2 separate regions of the Mus musculus genome follow, and region 1 is linked to region 2. A link is a loop called in an ENCODE intact Hi-C map of the cell type or tissue named here. Cell type or tissue: heart. All regions are shown on one strand. Each heading gives the region's core, and the rest is flanking DNA. Links, peaks and the distances in the headings are about the cores only.

Region 1 (8,819 bases), core at 553-8,552, 360 kb after region 2:
CCTTATCTCCTCAGCTATTATCAGATTGTCTTCATATGTTCTATAAGACAAATAAACTGTCTTATAATATGCTTGTTTTTATGTGTGTCCTGATAAGTATTTATAGCATTCCATCCATCTCTCATTCCTACCTAAAATGCGTTACTATGAAAACTTTATTTTCTTTTGCATCTGTAAATATTAGTTTGAAGAACTACATGATTGTTCCTGAATTTTCTAGGACCTTGATCATTGCCTGCTGCATTTTGGCTTAGTTGTGTTTATAACTAAGCCCCCAGTCCCCTTTGAGACTCAGAGCTAGTTGATGACGCTCCATACCATTGCGGCTTCATACCACTTACCTTTCCCTTACATCCTTTCCTTTGCAAACACTTGGTACATATTTTGTGAGATGATGATCTAAGGTCTTACTCCTTGTTTAGTTTTTCAGTGCAGCCCTTGCTGTCCTGGAACTTGCTTTATAGACCCGGGCTGGTTTCAGAACTCACAGATTTGACTGCCTCTGAGTCTGGAGTCCTGGGCTTAAAAGCATTCGCTACCACTGGTCCTGTATAAGGTCTTACTCTAACTAAACTGCTTTTTGGTAAGTGAAAAGAAACTGATCAGTGTAGTTGACCTAATTGATCAGCTGTTCAGTTTTCTTTTTAGCTTACATATGGATATCATTTGTTTCAATTTTATAAGTAGAAGTTAGATTTCTGATCTGTTTATGAACCATAATTTAACTTTATCCCCTAGCCTCGTTCCTAATTTCAAAAATGATATGGTACATTATAGTTATAAATAATATATTGAAATGAAGGATTTTACTGGTTTTGCAATTTTGAGTGTGTTGTTTACTTTTTTTTTTTAACAGCAAGTATTAACAGGTTTCTTTTTTTTTTTAAGATTTATTTATTTATTATATGTAAGTACACTGCAGCTGTCTTCAGACACTCCAGAAGAGGGAGTCAGATCTCGTTACGGATGGTTGTGAGCCACCATGTGGTTGCTGGGATTTGAACTCCTGACCTTCGGAAGAGCAGTCGGGTGCTCTTACCCACTGAGCCATCTCACCAGCCCGTGTTGTTTACTTTTTAACGTCATTGTGTATCTGAAGGGGAAAAATGTAAATTATTGGTCTGGAAGTTAGTTATAAATCTCTAGAACGTGCTACATGCTCTGTATCATATACTAAAAATGTTAACTGTGTATTTAGATTTTTTAAAGTACAATGTGGATTTTTTTTTTGGCTGTGCTAGGAATGAAATTTAAGGGTCTTGTATATGCCAGAAGTATTTTGCCGATGAACTACATCCCTAGCCTATGAGAGTTTGAAGGTACAATCGTGTAACTCTAGTACTTGCTAAGATATTTCAAACATGCCTTCTGATAGGGGTAGCGGCATGCCATTAATCCCAAAACTCCACCAGAGGCACAGGCAGGCAGATCTTTGAGTTCTAGGATAATCAGTTCTCCACAGAAAAACCCTGTCTCAAAAACAAACAACAAAACCACTCACATTTTGACATTTTGTTTTAACCACCAGCTTACCATTTCTGAAATAGAACCTATTTTTTTTTTACCACTAGACTTACCATGGCTCATTCAACACTTTTCCCCTTTTCATTTCCTTGTTTCTACAACTTGCCATTATGATAACCTTGGCGAAGTTACTTAAACTATGCATGTGAGTGTTCTCTGTGAACCAGAGATGGTAGTACAAACTACTTCCGTGGCATTGAGGAACATAATTGCTTTAATCTTATGAAAACACTTTCAGAATTTATGAAAGTATAGTAAGCAGTGAAAAAAAATGTAGTTTTAGTTGTGTTTCTCATATCTTATGAACAATATACAGCCTTATCTGTCTTTCATTATTCTCAAAATTGCCACAACCTTAATTTAGGCCAGAGGCTTAAATAATTACCTTATATACCAGTTACAACTCACATAAATGTTTTATTTTTCCTAAAAATTTTAAATGCTCATTGAACAGATTATTTATTTTATTTTATTTTATTTTTTTTTAATTTTTTTTTTTAAGATTTATTTATTATTATATGTAAGTACACTGTAGCTGTCTTCAGACACACCAGAAGAGGGAGTCAGATTTTCTTACGGATGGTTGTGAGCCACCATGTGGTTGCTGGGATTTGAACTCTGGACCTTCGGAAGAGCAGTCGGGTGCTCTTACCCACTGAGCCATCTCACCAGCCCTTATTTTATTTTCTTAATGGACGTATTTTAAATTGGTAATGTTCCGTATGGTCCAAGACCTGATGTATAAACAAAAGGCTATATGGTGAAAATTCTTCCTCTTGTTCATGGCCATTTGTTACTTCTTCTTCCTCACCAGAGGCAACTAAAATTACTAGTTTTTATGATTCTTTGTGGAGATATTTGAGGTATAGCAAATAATTAATACACATGTATATATTATTCAACATTTTTATTCTTTTTTATTTTTTAATCTGAAGTCCTTTTTAAAATTTTTTGTTTTTATACATTTTAATTAAAATATAATCATATCAGCTTTTTTGCCTTTCTGTACATGCTTATTTGCCTTTTTAACCCATTAATTTTTTAAAATTTATTTTTGAGAGTGTAATTGAATTATATCTCTTCCTTTTTACACACAAATACTAACACATCCTGCAGTATTGTTCTACTGTTTGTTCTTCCTACTTAAAAATCTACTTGGGAGATACTTCCCCATAGGTTCACAACAATGCCTCGTTATTCTTTTCGACTGTATAGGTTTTAACTAGATCGTTAAGGCTTTATTGAGCCAGTTTTCTATTGATCAACATTTAGGATATTTGAAATTTCTGTAGTGTGTCTAATAGGAATGAAAACTCTTATGTAGTATATATAAGGCTGTTATAATGAAATCTCACTAACTGGGTGCTTTAAACAACAGAAGTTCTGGTTTTTTAGTTGCAGGGGCTAGAATTTAGGGATCAGGGTCTCAGCATAGCCATATATATGTACTGCGATGGCTGCTTTCCTACCTCACATTGCTGTATTCTTGGCTGTCTATTTTGTGTAAGTGAAGAGATGGAGAAGCCTCCTGTGTTTCTTCTTACGGGATTTCTCTTTTGTGATTAGCGTGCTACCTAGATGACCTCATTTACTTTGAATTATTTCCATAAAGGCCATATATCTATAAACAAGTCACCTCAGGAGTGACAGCTTCCACATACAAATTGGGGGCAGGGGGGCATCAACCCACTTTGTCTAATCTCATGATCCTAAAAATTGGCCAGTTGCCAACATTTTAAAGTTGGATTTCATTTAAAGTCTAGATTCCATTTTCTCCAATAATTATTAGATGAAAGAATATGGTAAGGTTTTATACAATATTGCAGATCGTGGCGCACGCCTTTAATCCCAGCACTTGGGAGGCAGAGGCAGGCAGATTTCTGAGTTCGAGGCCAGCCTGGTCTACAAAGTGAGTTCCAGGACAGCCAGGGCTATACAGAGAAACCCTGTCTAGAAAACCCAACCCCCCCCTCAAAAAAAATCAAAACCCCACAATATTACAGATCAATGAGTCTTTGCAGCTGTGGCGTTTCATTCTTTTTCTCAACTGGAACTTAACTGCTGTGTGCCAGTTGCATTCACTGCACATTTTGTCTTATGATTCATACCACAATTAGTGGGCACCTTTACCCTCTTTATCAATAACCGAGCTTATTGTGAGGTACGAAAGTACCTCTATTATCGTTTTCAACTTTACCAAACTATTCCAGAGTGCAGGGCTGTATCTTTTTCATCTAAAAAAATTATTTTTGAGAATTTTATACAGGTTTATAGTAGAATATGATCATATCCACCTCTCATTTTCCTACTTCCAATTTGCCTCCATCTGTTACCCACTCAACTTCATTTTTTCCTTTTCCTTTTTAAAAAACCAACTCTCTAAGGCTAAGGAACGGCTACTACCCATTTGTGCATGCATGTGGAGCCATCTACTGGAGGGAGCATGTGCAACCTACTGATGGCCACACCCACAAAGAATGCTCAGCCTCAGCAACTGTAGCTTCTGACAGGCCGAGCCTTGTGGGCTTCTCCATTCACACTGGACGTTCTAGCAGGTCATGAGTGGGATAACTAGATCATGTTTAGAAGAAAGTATTCAAATATGTTCGGGTACATCAAACCTGGACTCAGATCCCAGCCCGACGACCATTTCTATCTTACATGGCTTTAGCATTGCTTGATCTCTCTGACTGACCCTGTACTCCTTTGTGTGTATACGGCATCAACAGTAGTACGTGTTTTATTCTTGTATAAAAGAAAATGGGGCCTAGAGCCACCATGAGAAAGAGGAGAGGACAAAATGGACGAAACCCCTCGAGGCTATGCTACTGGCCACCTACATGACTGGAACTTGTTGAAGTGACACTGCAGAACTTCAACCTCTGGGATTGTTAAGATGAACTGATAAAAAAATAATGATAGGTGTCGTGCTAGTAACTGGTTTGGATTTTTACAAGGCGACTATACTTTTGTACCTTTTGTGATTTTTATTTTTTTCTTCTGACGGAAGTACACAGATTAAAGGAGTAATCCTTAAAACTTACCTGGAGATTTTTATAATTGCTTTGTGCAAATTCCATGTGTCATTATGATATATCTTCTTGACAACCATATGTGGGGTAGGTTAAACTCACATATCTGTATTTTGTACAGAAGAAGATCCAGGTGTATAGAAAGGGTCAACGAGTCTCCCAAAGTCACATTCATTGTCTCTTCATTTCTTTTCACAATGCTTCACTACTTGAAATGTAGGAAGCTACCATATGTTAGCAATCTCATTTTCCACACTAACATTCACCCATGATATATATCGTCAGCTTCACTATTTGTCAGAAGAGAGAACGGAATGATATCTACTCAAGATTCTCTTGAACAATTAGGTTGTTATCTTAAAATTAATATCCTTTTATGAAACATTTTTCTTTTTTAAAAAGAAGGTATCATTAGATTTGGGGTATCATAAAGTAATAAAGTATATTGTAATTGGACTCAAAGGACAAAAGTTCTATTAATTCAGTCCTCCTAAACTCTGTGAGCTCAGGCCTCCAAGTTCATTATCTGTGCAATGTAATGGAAATTATATGAAGTTGTTCCTTTACCTATTGTAATGTTATATAGGTGCATATGTGATTCTTTCCATTGTCCAAATGCTCTATCCTCCTAAGGAACTAGGTTCTTATTAAGCCTGCCAGTGTCAGTGATCAGTGGTCACAGTGCACCTGGTCTCATTATGTTGTCCTGACTGACCCAGACTTTTTTGTGTAGACCAGGCTAGCCTCAAACTCATAGAGATCCAGTTCCCTAAAGCCTGCACCACCATGCCTGGCCCAGTTGAGGCATTCTCAAATGTCAGATAGCCTCTGTATGCCCTTCGACTAAAAAAATTGTAATAGACAGGGCAAGTAAGACTTGACTGGCTTTTTAAATTTACCATTAGAACTTTTAAAGGTGGGCATGGCCTTTAAATTTTGAAGATGAAGTTCTGTGTATGCCTCTACCTGCATTCCACTCTGCTAAATGGGAGGGGTACAGAGAGGAGCATGACTAGGGAATAGGGAAAATCTGTGCTAGGTGTTGGTAAATAAACACTTGTATACTTATTTACTTAAGAAATCCTACAATAATCTATGTGCTGGTTATTGTTACAAGGAGTTCAGAAACCAGAAACTCTTGCCCCATTTTTTTTTTTTTTTTACTATTACAGAATTTTGAGCTGGTAATGGTGGCACTTGTTAATAATCCAAACACTTCAGAAGCTAAGGCAGGGGGTGGTGTTATGAGTTCTGGGATAACCTGGGCTACAGCACACTGAGAGCCTGTCCAAAACAAGATGCAGTATGAAGAGGGTGGTTTGAATATTTGCAGCCAAGATACAGCAACACAAAACAGAAAAAAAAAAAGAATTTAAAATCAATTATTTTATCTATTGAAAGTCAAGAACTGAAGAAACCATTCCTAGTTGAAAAAGCCGTAATTCTCAAGGACACTTCTTTACAAAATTAAAGGAAGAATTTAGAGAATTTTGACAGTTGAAACCAATTGTTTCCAGTTTCATTTGAAAATTCAGAGGCTATACTAGGCAAAATACTACCAGTTTAGACTCTGGTTGAGTCAAGCATATATATATATATATATATATATATATATATGTATATGTATATGTATATGTATATGTATATGTATATGTATATGTATATGTATATGTATATATATATAGGCACAAAGAAAACGCAGCAGAGAGTATTGATTTTAGAGTTAGATGCTCATGAGTCACATTGTATAACTGGAAAAAGTGTTTTTCTTTGTCCAACTCAACTTGTCCATCTAGAATTATAGGATTTTACATTATCATTTGCAGAGCCCTACTGCTTCTATAGAGCCTCCCAGGGATAGGGCCATGGAGGAAAATACATACTAAGGAATAAGAACAGTTAGGGCCAGATGAAAGAGAACTTTGACATCTACCTGAATTTAAGCGCTTACCCCTGCATGTCTTCTAAGGCCCGAGAACATTGTCTGAAATTATGGTAGATATTCAACAAATTTTTGAATGTTTATCAGGGTAGTTACAAAAAACGCAAGGAGTCAGGTGTGGTATTTACCTGCACTTGGGTGGGTAAGGCAGGAGGATTGCTTGTGTTTGAGACCAGGCTGTGGTACAGGCAAGTTCCAGGCAGTGTAAAACATTATCTTGATCTCACAGAAAGAAAGGGGGAGTAAAGAAGGGAGGGGGGCTTTTTTTGAAATTAAGAACAAGAATTGGGAAAATGTACGGAACCATGAGAAAAAATTGAAGAGGTTATGTATGAAACACACAAGTGGCGTCGTTAACATGAAGTGAGACGTGTTACAAGGAATAGCTGTTTCCAATTCCTAAGTTGGGAAAGGAGGTGAGTTGGGAAAGGAGGTGAGATGGCAGGGGAAAAAAAAAATCCCTGTTCGGTCAGACAATTCTCTTATAATCCAGAGGGGGGCGCTCAATAGCTAGAAGAGCTTGATTGTTGCCAGGAAAACCTGTAGGAGTGTCACAAAGTTTATTTCCTTTGCAGTCATACTGTCCTTGACAAATCGTTATTCTAGTGAGGACAAATTACAAGTCATCTACTGTCTGGTCTTCGGTTCCTAAGGGTTAAAACCAGGCAGGGTAGAGGAAGCATAAATGAAATCTGAAGTCCGACTAGTTAGTTTGTAGGTAAACTGTAGATTTGGGTTTGTATCCCTAACCTCTTTTCGTCTCTGCTGAAATTGAACTGTGATAAACAAAACCTGTTGCAGAGGAAAACATAGGTACTTTTTATGAGGTGATTCAAAATATTTGAATGAAGCTACTAGTGCCATCTCTTTGTAAGAGGGGCAGCTATTTATAGAGGAAGGTGAAAACTGATTTTAACTATGCTTAGCTTATAGATTTAAGATGTGTAGACAAAAGTGGTCTGTTGGTTGGCTTTGTACATATACTGCTCTGGTCGATATCCATACAGCACTTTAAAAGTCCTTAGCAAAAAACAAGAACTGGACCAGAAATGGAAAGGTTTTAAAACCATAGAACTATTTTGATAATTACCATAATTGGACAGGTCAGAGTGGCTGGATTCACTTAGATGAAGGAAGGGAAGGACTTATATATAGGAAGTAGGCAACTAGAGTCTGAGACAAATGATGATCTTTTCTATGAGTAGATCAACTCAGAATGTTTTAATGACTTTCTAGTATAAAGTTTGTCTGAAAAGCTGTTCATAGAGGACATAAGGTAAAACGAAGTGTACATGTCATACTCTATGCCTATATTGGGTTCAATATTTTAAAAACTATTTTCCCCTTGTATCTTTTCTAGATATGGATAAATTCATAGACAACATGGATGTCCGAATTAAATCAGAAAGTGGTTCGATGCAGGTATTCAAACAGGTGAGCTTTGTGTGTTGGATATCCATCTCTTAGACATTAGAGAACTGAAGCTCCATTTTCAAATGACATGGATAGGAAATGAGAAGGGATAAAGGAAGGTAGATTTTCCCAGAATGATTTGAATGTCTGGTTGTGAGTTCCAACTAAGGGGTCTGCCTAACCTTGAAGAAACAGCTTCATAATGTTCCTACAGTCTTTAGTGAAGAGCCATCACCATTTATTTAGCACTGTCCCATATTTTTGGTATGGTGAAAATTGTGTGCTTTGTTTTATTTAATGTTGTTGGTAGCCTTGCTGAACAGCGTATTAGGTTCTCTCTAAGGAAACATCCTCTTGACCCTATTTCCTTGTTAATTGTTTTCCTGGAGAACCCTGGCTAGTACACTACTTTTGGTGAGTGGTGAGTAGTGTGTGGTGTGGTGTGTGTGTGTGTGTGTGTCTGTGTGTGTGTATGTATATATGGGTTATAGACTTGTGCCACCACGTTTGTTTTTATATGTGGTGGCACAAGTCTATAATCCCTACAATAAGCAGATTGAGCCAGGAAAATGGGTATTTCTAGCCCACCCTGGGCTACTAAGGAGATCCTGTCCAAAACAAAATAGACAGACCGACAAAACAGAAGGAACAAAGCAATTCCAACTTTCAATGTGAAAACTGGTCTTGGTGTCCTAGTTTGCTTCTTCTGTGCTGTGATAAACAGCATGACCAAAAAAGCTACTTTCGGAGGAAAGGGTTTATTTGTTTATAGTTCACAATCAAAGAAGATCAAGGGAGGAATTTGAAGGCAGGAATCCGAGGCCACTGAGAAAACACTACTTGCTTCTTTTCCCTTGCTTTGCTTATAACCCAGGCCTCACCTGGCCCCTCCCAAATCAATCATTAAG
Region 2 (8,819 bases), core at 305-8,304:
GTGGTAAAATTTATTAACTTATGAGTTTGACAGAAAATCAAGCAAGATGGACAGATTCTCAAGTCAGAAGGAAGGTACCCCTATTCACCGAACTCTAGACCTCCAACTCAGGGACACAGCATCCTGATTTCTATCACCACTTCCAGCTACTCCACTGGAATCCAAGGCAGCAAAAGCTGCAAGGACTTTGTATCAGGTGCACTAAGGGGGGATGGTGGTCATTAATCTGCCTCCCCACACCCTGCCATGAGACACCATGGTCCCACTCAAACCAGAGACCTCTGAGTGATCCTGGATTTGTCACACTGAACCAATACTCAATGTTGTTCCTCTCTTCCACTGCTCTGTGGCAACAGCAGTTTGCATTGCTGGATTAGAAGATTACAAAGAGAGTATGTGGTCACTGGCCATGATCTGAATCTCTAAGGCCTAGGATCGCCTGCCAGCTATAGTGGTGTTTCCCAGAACATCCCACCCCTGCAATATCCATCAATTCAATTGAATCACACCAACACTCTCCCCCTAGGTTTAGGTCAGGTCATTCATCTTGGAAGGTAACAATTGTCCTTGCCCTGAAGACTTTAATGAACCCAAGAACACAGGAAGCGAATGATTGCCAGGTATGACCCCACACACCTATCACCCTTGTGCCTGGAGAGAGAAGCAGGAGGCTTGTGAGCTCAAGGGCAGCTTGGGCCACACAGGATGCCTGCCATCTGTTCCAAGAAAGAAAAGAGAAAGGGTGCTAGATCCTTTGTCTTTAAATAAATATGACTCTTCTCACCCATGAGCACAGTGTAACGACTGGGCAGATGTCAAAGGGTCGGTCCACTTGCATTCATTCGGCCAGGCTCCATCACAGAGCATAGAGAGATCTGACCCAGCTAGCCGGGTGTCCACCTTGTACTCTTGGTACTGATATAAAGTGTTTGATTTGCTTACCTGGGATTCTGGGACCCTCAGACTGAAAGGTCATGGCCATTTCCTGTTTCCCTCACACCATGCAGGCACCAGCTTTGTTTTGTTGGGATATGGCGCTATGTGGTGGCAGCCATTGTTGTCTTCCGCAGAAATGATGTTGCCACGTCAGCCTGACTGTGCCATGATGTTTTAAAGTGCGGACACGAGGGATGTCTTTAACACTTGGAAGCACTGAAGATTAAAGCACACATGGGGCTGATAGGAAGTCATGTTTCTGATCTGTGGCTCCTCAAGTGGTTGCTCATCTCTGCAGACATCACGGGGGCCCTACTCTCTACCTCTCTTCTTTCATGTTATGTGGACAATGCCATCACATATTCATATAGCAAAAATAACTCACGTCTTCAAATCATACAGCTTCAGACCTTAAGGAGAGAAAATCACCCCATGTGAACCAGCCAAGTGACACACAATCATCTCCACTCCTGTAGCAAGAGCATGAATCTAGTTGTCCCACCTTTCACTTTAAAAGTCCAAAGACCCAGAAGCTTATAAAATCCCTTTCTCTTAGAAAGGCTGAACTCACACATCATATCATACAATATAATGTCTGCCGTTTTAAAGTGTGATGGACATTTCCCCCTTGTGGACAGCAGAGAGTAAGGATTAATCAATGCAAGGTTCTTGTCTGACAGAGCTGGCCACAGCCACAGAAAGTCATGGCATTTCTGAAGTCCTGGCTACCAGTGTCTGCACATCTACACCATGTTGGTCTTTGAAGCAAAATTGTTCCCACACACATCCCCCTTAATGGAGAGGATGTTAATTTGCTGGAGTCTCCAATGAGTGATGCAAGGAATCAGTCAAAGTGGCCTGGATAAGAGCAGTGTGCAAGCAAAGGTTAATGCTGAGAGAGACTTCACTCTGTTTTAACACTCTCTCTCTCTCTCTCTCTCTCTCTCTCTGTCTCTGTCTCTCTGTCTCTCTCTCCCTCCTACTCACACACAGGAGAAAGAGTAAGACAGAGGCAGAGCCAAAGAAACAGAGAGAAAGAGATGCAGAGAGGCAGAGAGATGGAGGACTATAGGTCCTGAAAGCAGCCTACTGCTGAAATGTCGTCATTTTGTATGTTTTATTATTCTACAAGTTTGGTTTGATCACTCCAAATTACAGTTAGACAGTTACATTATTTAAATTTTTGACCATCTTCCTGCTTCCCTTGTTTGAGTCACTGCTGTTTTAGAATGTGTCTGTGATATGTCAATCTGAAGCCTCTGTTTGTAATGTTCACATTCCTTGGATACAGACAAAAAGTCTGGGAAGTGGGTGGAATGTGTCCCTTTGGGCTCCCCATTCATACTACTGAACCATGGTTTTTAGTTATTCAACTTGGGATTGATCATACTGTTCCCATAATAAGTGTCAGGCCAGCTGTGGCTGCTATCTTCTCTTTGGGTTGGTTTCCTGAATGCATTGAGATAACTCTAGGAGTGGAGACCCAGGTTGGAATAGGGAAGTGTGATAGATTTCAGTAGGAAGAATTTTTTAACTGATTCTGAAACAATGTGGCAAATATTTAGATATATATTTTCCTGATTCCAGTCTTTTTTATTTGCATACTTCTCCCACAATTTTTGTGCCACTGTATGTGGGTATATGTGGAGAGAACTTGATAAAATATTTCTGAGTTCTGGAAAGATCTCTGTGAGGCCGATCACCCTCTTCCGGGTTTACACATTCACCCATAGCATTGTTCTTAAGTGTGCTGACGCCCTGCAATGTGCTACTTAGTGATTTTAACCTGAACACCCAATACTAGGGTTACTAATATAAGGGGTGACCAAAAGTATATGTTGCCACTCTGTGTAAACATCTTAGGATCTTTCACCTTTGACCGATGAGCTCTAAGTGTTTACAGTTTATCCCTGTAGGAACAGCATGTTGCTGGGCTGAGGTCTATTTTATCCTGAATCATATGCGTATTTTTCCTCTCCCCAACACTCAGAAATAATAACCTCTCCACTTTACTCTTGAGATTTTAATTTTAAAGCTTCCGGAAGGAACACTGTAGAATTTGCCATCTTAGTGAATCCCTAACCCTACCTTGGTTAGTTTTGTTGTTGTTGTTTCAGGGTTTTTTTTTTCCCCCGTTCTTTCTATTTTTTTTCTTTTTTTTCTTTCTTTTTTTTTTTTCTTTTTAAGAGTGCCATAACCAGATGAAGCCTGAGCCTTCCCAAGATCTTTTACTAAAATCTGTGGCTGTTGTTACCTCTGGTAGAATCCCTTTCAGAAGGGGTTTTTCTGCCTAGGGGGACAGCGGTACTATTCATCCCTGCTGGAGGCCTGATTCCGGGGCTGGGGGCCCATACGTGGAGAGGGGAGGGGCCAGGGGGCGGCCCCCTTGTGACCAGCCCCGAAGAGAGGTCATAGAGAAGACTGGCAGAGGAGCGCCTGGACAGCAGCAGCAGCTGACTTTCTAGATGAAGCGCGCCTTGGGGCCCCAGGTAACAAACCCAGACCTTTTTACAAATCCGCGGGCTTGGGGAGCTGCGGTGGTTGCGGGGAGGGAGCATGCACTTTGGGGGTCGCGTACTGTGGATGGGGGTGGTCACGCGTGAAGGGAGTCTGAATTCTGGGGGAAACCCTAGGAAATGAGAGGACAGGAGCAAGAAACGGGGTGTGAGGGCACAGGCACGAAAGAGCAAGAGAGGGCGCTCGAGCGTGGCACACAGCAAGCGCGCTTAGGAGTAGAGGCTGGAAGCATAGGTAAGAAAGGAGGCAGGGGACACTTTCGTCCACTGAGTCAGTTTTTTTTCAAAGATAACCTCCTTTCAGCCATATTTAACATACATTGTTGACTCGAGGGGTTTAAAGATGCAAGGAAAGAACGTAGAAAAAGGTGCGCCAAAGCGAGGCTGCACAGAGCGCCGAAAAGACAGCGGGTTATGCCTTTTTAAAAGAGTTGCCATCCTTTTCACCCTAAAGCTCAGGACAGTCCCCTTCCCCCCTCCTTCCCCGGTACCAGCAGTTCTGGCGGCCTTTGGAGCAGGTAGCCGCGGGCTCGGGCTCGGCACGCCACGCGAGCCCCCGGTGCAGGGGCGGAGCCGCGGCCGCGCGCGGGGCTCGCGGCAGGGGGAGGGGCTGAGGCTAACGGCACCGCGGCCATGACGCCGGGCTGGCCGTCCACACGAGTTCCTGTCTCCCTCCACCCATAGTCATAGCTCATTCCCAGACGCGTTTCTTCCCAGGCTTGGGAGTGAGCCGATGGCCCACGTTCGAGAAGCGTCCCGGTCCTCCCGCTCTGTCGCCTGTTGGAGTTCGGGAGGTGGTCGAGGAGCCTGTCTGGAGCAGGCAGCTGAGAGTGCATCGAGATGCGGGGTACACAGGGAGCCCAGGAGATGAAGCCGGAGCTGTGGCCGGAGCCCAAGCCCACGTCGGAGAACTTAACAAGTAGGGGCAGTGGCAGCTATGAGAAGGTGCTCCCTTCTATCCCGGCTGCTTGTCACACCAGCTCCAGCTCGGTTTGCCCGCGCCGCAAGCCCCGCCCTCGGCCCCAGCCCAGGTCCCGCTCCAGGGGAGGGCGTGGGCTCAAGGCCCCACCCCCGCCTCCCGCCAAACCTCCGCCTCCCCCGCCAGCGCCGCCACCTCCACCCCTGCCCAAGCAGCGGTCGGTGGCCTGGCGCAATTCCAGACGTAGATCCAGGCCTGGACCCAGACCCCAAACACGGAAAAGCTACTCTAGTGACCATGGCTCCTCTAGGGATTCAGATGGCTCAGAGAACAGTTTACTGGAGGTAGGGTCTAATAAGGGTCCCACAGGCTGCTGTCATGTAGAGAGCTTTAAAGTAGCTAAAAACTGGCAGAGAAACCTGCGGATGATCTATCAGCGTTTCATTTGGAGTGGAACCCCGGAGACTAGGAAACGTAAGGCAAAGTCATGCATCTGTCAAATATGTAGTACTCACAAGAACAGACTCCACTCTTGTCTGTCCTGTGTATTTTTTGGATGCTTTACTGACAAACATATTCACATTCATGCCGAAACAACGCAACACAATTTAGCAGTAGACCTCTGTCATGGGGTTATATATTGCTTTATGTGTAGGGATTATGTATATGACAAAGATATAGAAAAGATCGCCAAAGAAACAAAAGAAAAAATTCTGGGACTGTTATCATCCCCTACAGGAGATGCATCTTATCAGCAGTTGATGGCATCTGAGGTGGAAGAAAACCAATTAACCTGCGAGTCAAAAGATCAGGAGACCAGTTTGGTAAAACCCAAGAAAAAGAGGAGGAAAAAGACAATGTATTATACTGTAGGCTTCAGAGGATTAATTAATCTTGGTAATACTTGCTTTATGAATTGTATTGTCCAAGTACTTACTCACATTCCGCTACTGAAAGAGTTCTTCCTTTCAAATAAGCACAAATGTATGATGACAAGCCCCAGCTTGTGTTTAGTCTGCGAGATGTCTTTACTTTTTCAAGCTATGTACTCGGGGAACCAAAGTCCTCATATTCCCTATAAATTACTACACCTGATATGGATCCATGCAGAGCATCTAGCAGGCTACAGACAACAGGATGCTCAGGAGTTTCTTATTGCCATATTGGATGTGTTGCATAGACACAGCAGAGATGATGGTATCGACCAGGAAGGTAACTCCAACTGCTGTAATTGCATCATAGATCACATCTTTACAGGTAGTCTGCAGTCAGATTTAACATGTCAAGTTTGTCATGGTGTCTCTACTACCATAGACCCATGCTGGGACATTAGCTTGGATTTGCCTGGGCCTTATACTCCAGGGAGGGCTAGTAGTAGCACATCGAGTAGGGATGGCCAGAAGCCACGAGTCATCTCACTTACAGATTGCCTGAAGTGGTTTACAAGGCCCGAAGACCTGGGTAGCAGTGCCAAAATCAAATGCAGTCAATGCCAAAGCTACCAGGAATCTACCAAACAGCTCACAATGAAGAAATTACCGATTGTGGCCTGCTTTCACCTGAAAAGATTTGAACATTTAGGCAAACAGAGACGAAAGATTAATAGTTTTATCTCGTTTCCTTTGGAGCTGGACATGACCCCGTTCTTGGCTTCTACTAAAGAAAGCATAATGAAAGGCCAGCCATTAACAGAGTGTGTACCCAGTGAGAATAAGTATTCTTTGTTTGCAGTAATTAACCACCATGGAACTTTGGAAAGTGGCCATTACACCAGTTTTGTCCGACAGGAAAAAGACCAGTGGTTCAGCTGTGATGATGCTGTAGTCACCAAGGCTACAATGGAAGAATTACTCAATAGTGAAGGGTATCTACTGTTCTATCATAGGCAAGATATAGAGAAAGAATAATCTCATCCAGAATGATTTCCAGACCAAAAAAAATTTAAAAAGTGAAAAAGAAGAGAAAACAAAAAAGAAAAAGACAAAGAGACAACACAAGCCTACCAGGATGGACAATTGTAATGCCATTACAACAACAAGCACCTCTTAAAAGAAACACAAAAATCTACCTGGAGTGGACAATGACCATATATGACAAGTGGCACTTTGGCATAAAGGAACTATTTTACCCTGTCCCATAAGTCTATGGGAGGAAGACATTGAATTTTCAATCGGTGACCATTAGCCTTAAGAACTGGGGGGGGGGGGGGGGTTCAGAGGGAGGAGAGGTTGAAAAGGTCACATAAAGCAAATTAAATGAAGTCTCAACATGTAGGAGGATCTTCTCAAATTACATTTTATTTCTTTAAAGATATTGTGTTAAGTGGGGGGGTATATTTTAAGAATGGGGTTTTTCATTGATTGTAGTTATAGTTTTGAGTGTACAGAGTAGTCTGGAGAAAACCAAATATTTTAAACAAAAAACTTTAAAGCTTTAAAAGAAAACAATTAAGAAACACTTTTGAAGGTTTTAAGAGAACATTTTAAATGTTAAAAATTTAAGTTAAGTATTTTAGAAGAAATATTTTTAAATGTTTTTAATTTAAAATTATTCCAAATTGTTAGTATGTAAAAATAGAGTATGGAAATAGAGTATTCTAAAAATTTTCTAAAATTTTGCAAGTTAAGATGAAACATGAACATTTCTAAGGTGGTTAGTGAAAAAAAAACCACTAACTTAAAATCAGTAAGGGAAAATTTTAGAAAGTGAAAACATTTGGATTCTAAATATTTAAAGCATAAAATATATGCATTGGAAAGACCAAAATTTACAAAAATTATACCTATAATAATATAAAAAGTAAAATTTCAAGGTATATAGAACAAAATGAAATTTTAAGTTAAATTCAGGAAAGGAGATTTAAAAGAAGAAAGTTTAGAACTATTCAAGGGAACAGGTAATTAGTTTTAAAGATTTCAATTTTTTAGATATTAAGAGAGAACCTTCTGTAAATTCAACTGCAGAGATTTCAGTATAAAAACCAACTTTTAAGTTTAAAAAGAATATTCTCATACAAACTGACACCTGAAAAAAACATGTAAATAAGATCATATTTGGAAGGTGAAAGTTTTATTTTGTACTTTAGCACATTGAAATATAGATGGATATAAAAGAGATAAATGATAGAGCGAGAAGACAAAATGGTTTGTGAACATATGTATTTTTTTAATCTTATGTCAATGCAGATAACTATATCGGAAAAAGGTAATGCCATCAAGATTTTTCCCATTTAGAACTCATTATTAGAACATCTTTAGCTTCTGAAAGAAGGCTTTTAATAATTTTGTGGCTTAGAGAAATTAGATCATAACTGTGAAGCTTTGGCTTTTGGTGTTTTAGCCCCATGGTCTGGCTGAAAAAGTGGCAGGGACCCTTAACTGAGGAAACTCCCACCCTCTCTGCCTTCAGTCTTTTGTCTCATGGGGAAACAAGATATTTTCATTTCTACAGTAGAACTCTGAGTTTGTGTTTAACGGTCCTGCTAATTCCTTATCCCTCTTCATGCCCACCCCCCCACCCCCACCCCACCCCCATTCCTCCTTCCCTGAATCCCACACTTCCCTGGCCTTATCCCAGCCTGCAAGGATCCTTTCTTAGTGAATACCTGGTGATTTCATTCCTTCAAGACTAACTCCCAGATGACTTCTCTGGAACCATCCCTGGATCCCCTATGCAGGCGTAAAATAGATAGTCCCCATCCCCATCTCTCCTATGTGCCTCCAAAGTACTTCGTCTATACCTCGATGAATAATACTTATTCGACTGTGATTCTACTGTAGCATTGTGATTGTCTACCTCTCTGCACCAGACCCTGAGAGCAGAGGGACAAGCCTTATTCACTTTTTGTGTTAATAAATGTTTGTTGAATGCAAAAGCAAGTTTCATTATTTGCTCTGTTCACCCTGTTAGGAATCCATTTTTCCACATTTCACCAAGCTCTCATTAAATGCCCAGTGTTGCAATACAATATGATAAAGCTTCCTCCCCACCCCACCCCCAGAGACAGTGTATGAAATGCTCCTTAGCTTTTTGGGGAATAGCTTAACAAAATATATACTCACTGAGAGAATAATCAGGAGTTGGGGAGGGAGAGAGAACCAGAAATAATAATAGAGGGAAAAGCACCCAGCCCTGGAAGACTGGATGGACAGTGGGGACCACCACCTGAAGGAGAAGCTGAGCTCTCTGGTATGTATATGACAACATCACTATCACAGTTTCCCACACCTTCCCACGATGAGGCAGTGTATCTTACCACTCCACTGCAGAGTTTTATATCATACTGTGTCATGACTTCGCAGCAGAAAAGTGACATCTGGTGGCTGTAGTTTGTCTGTTTAGCACTTTGTTCTTCCACAATTCTTTGTGGTCTAGATGAGAGTTTGTATACTGGCTGGTTTTGTGTGTCAACTTGACACAAGCTAGAGTCATCAGAGAGGAAGGAGTCT

The links. Peaks named below come from ENCODE experiments on the same cell type or tissue, not always from the same donor. Only the 100,000 strongest peaks of a DNase experiment are listed, where the experiment ranks them.
Region 1: it touches region 2 in a loop (3-fold over the local background); 2 of 42 quality-filtered maps call a loop at or near these places.

Annotation. Positions count from the first base shown.
Region 1 is chrX:153,362,987-153,371,805 of GRCm38, forward strand. It overlaps Klf8 (Kruppel-like factor 8), which reads left to right. Exons shown (of 8, transcript NM_001357183.1): 4 at 7,859-7,932. The coding sequence starts at 7,861. Among named protein-coding and RNA genes, the nearest start is that of Klf8, 7.8 kb to the left of the region's middle. In heart, for the core only: CTCF peaks have their summits at 3,958 (motif pointing left) and 6,990 (motif pointing right); no DNase peak of the experiment used is centred there.
Region 2 is chrX:153,003,120-153,011,938 of GRCm38, forward strand. Usp51 (ubiquitin specific protease 51) reads left to right here and starts at 3,350. Exons shown (of 2, transcript NM_001137547.1): 1 at 3,350-3,425; 2 at 4,170-6,342. The coding sequence starts at 4,293. The coding sequence ends at 6,278. In heart, for the core only: a CTCF peak has its summit at 3,633; DNase peaks (open chromatin) are centred at 4,112 and 4,462; H3K4me3 peaks cover 1,817 bases; H3K27ac peaks cover 1,553 bases.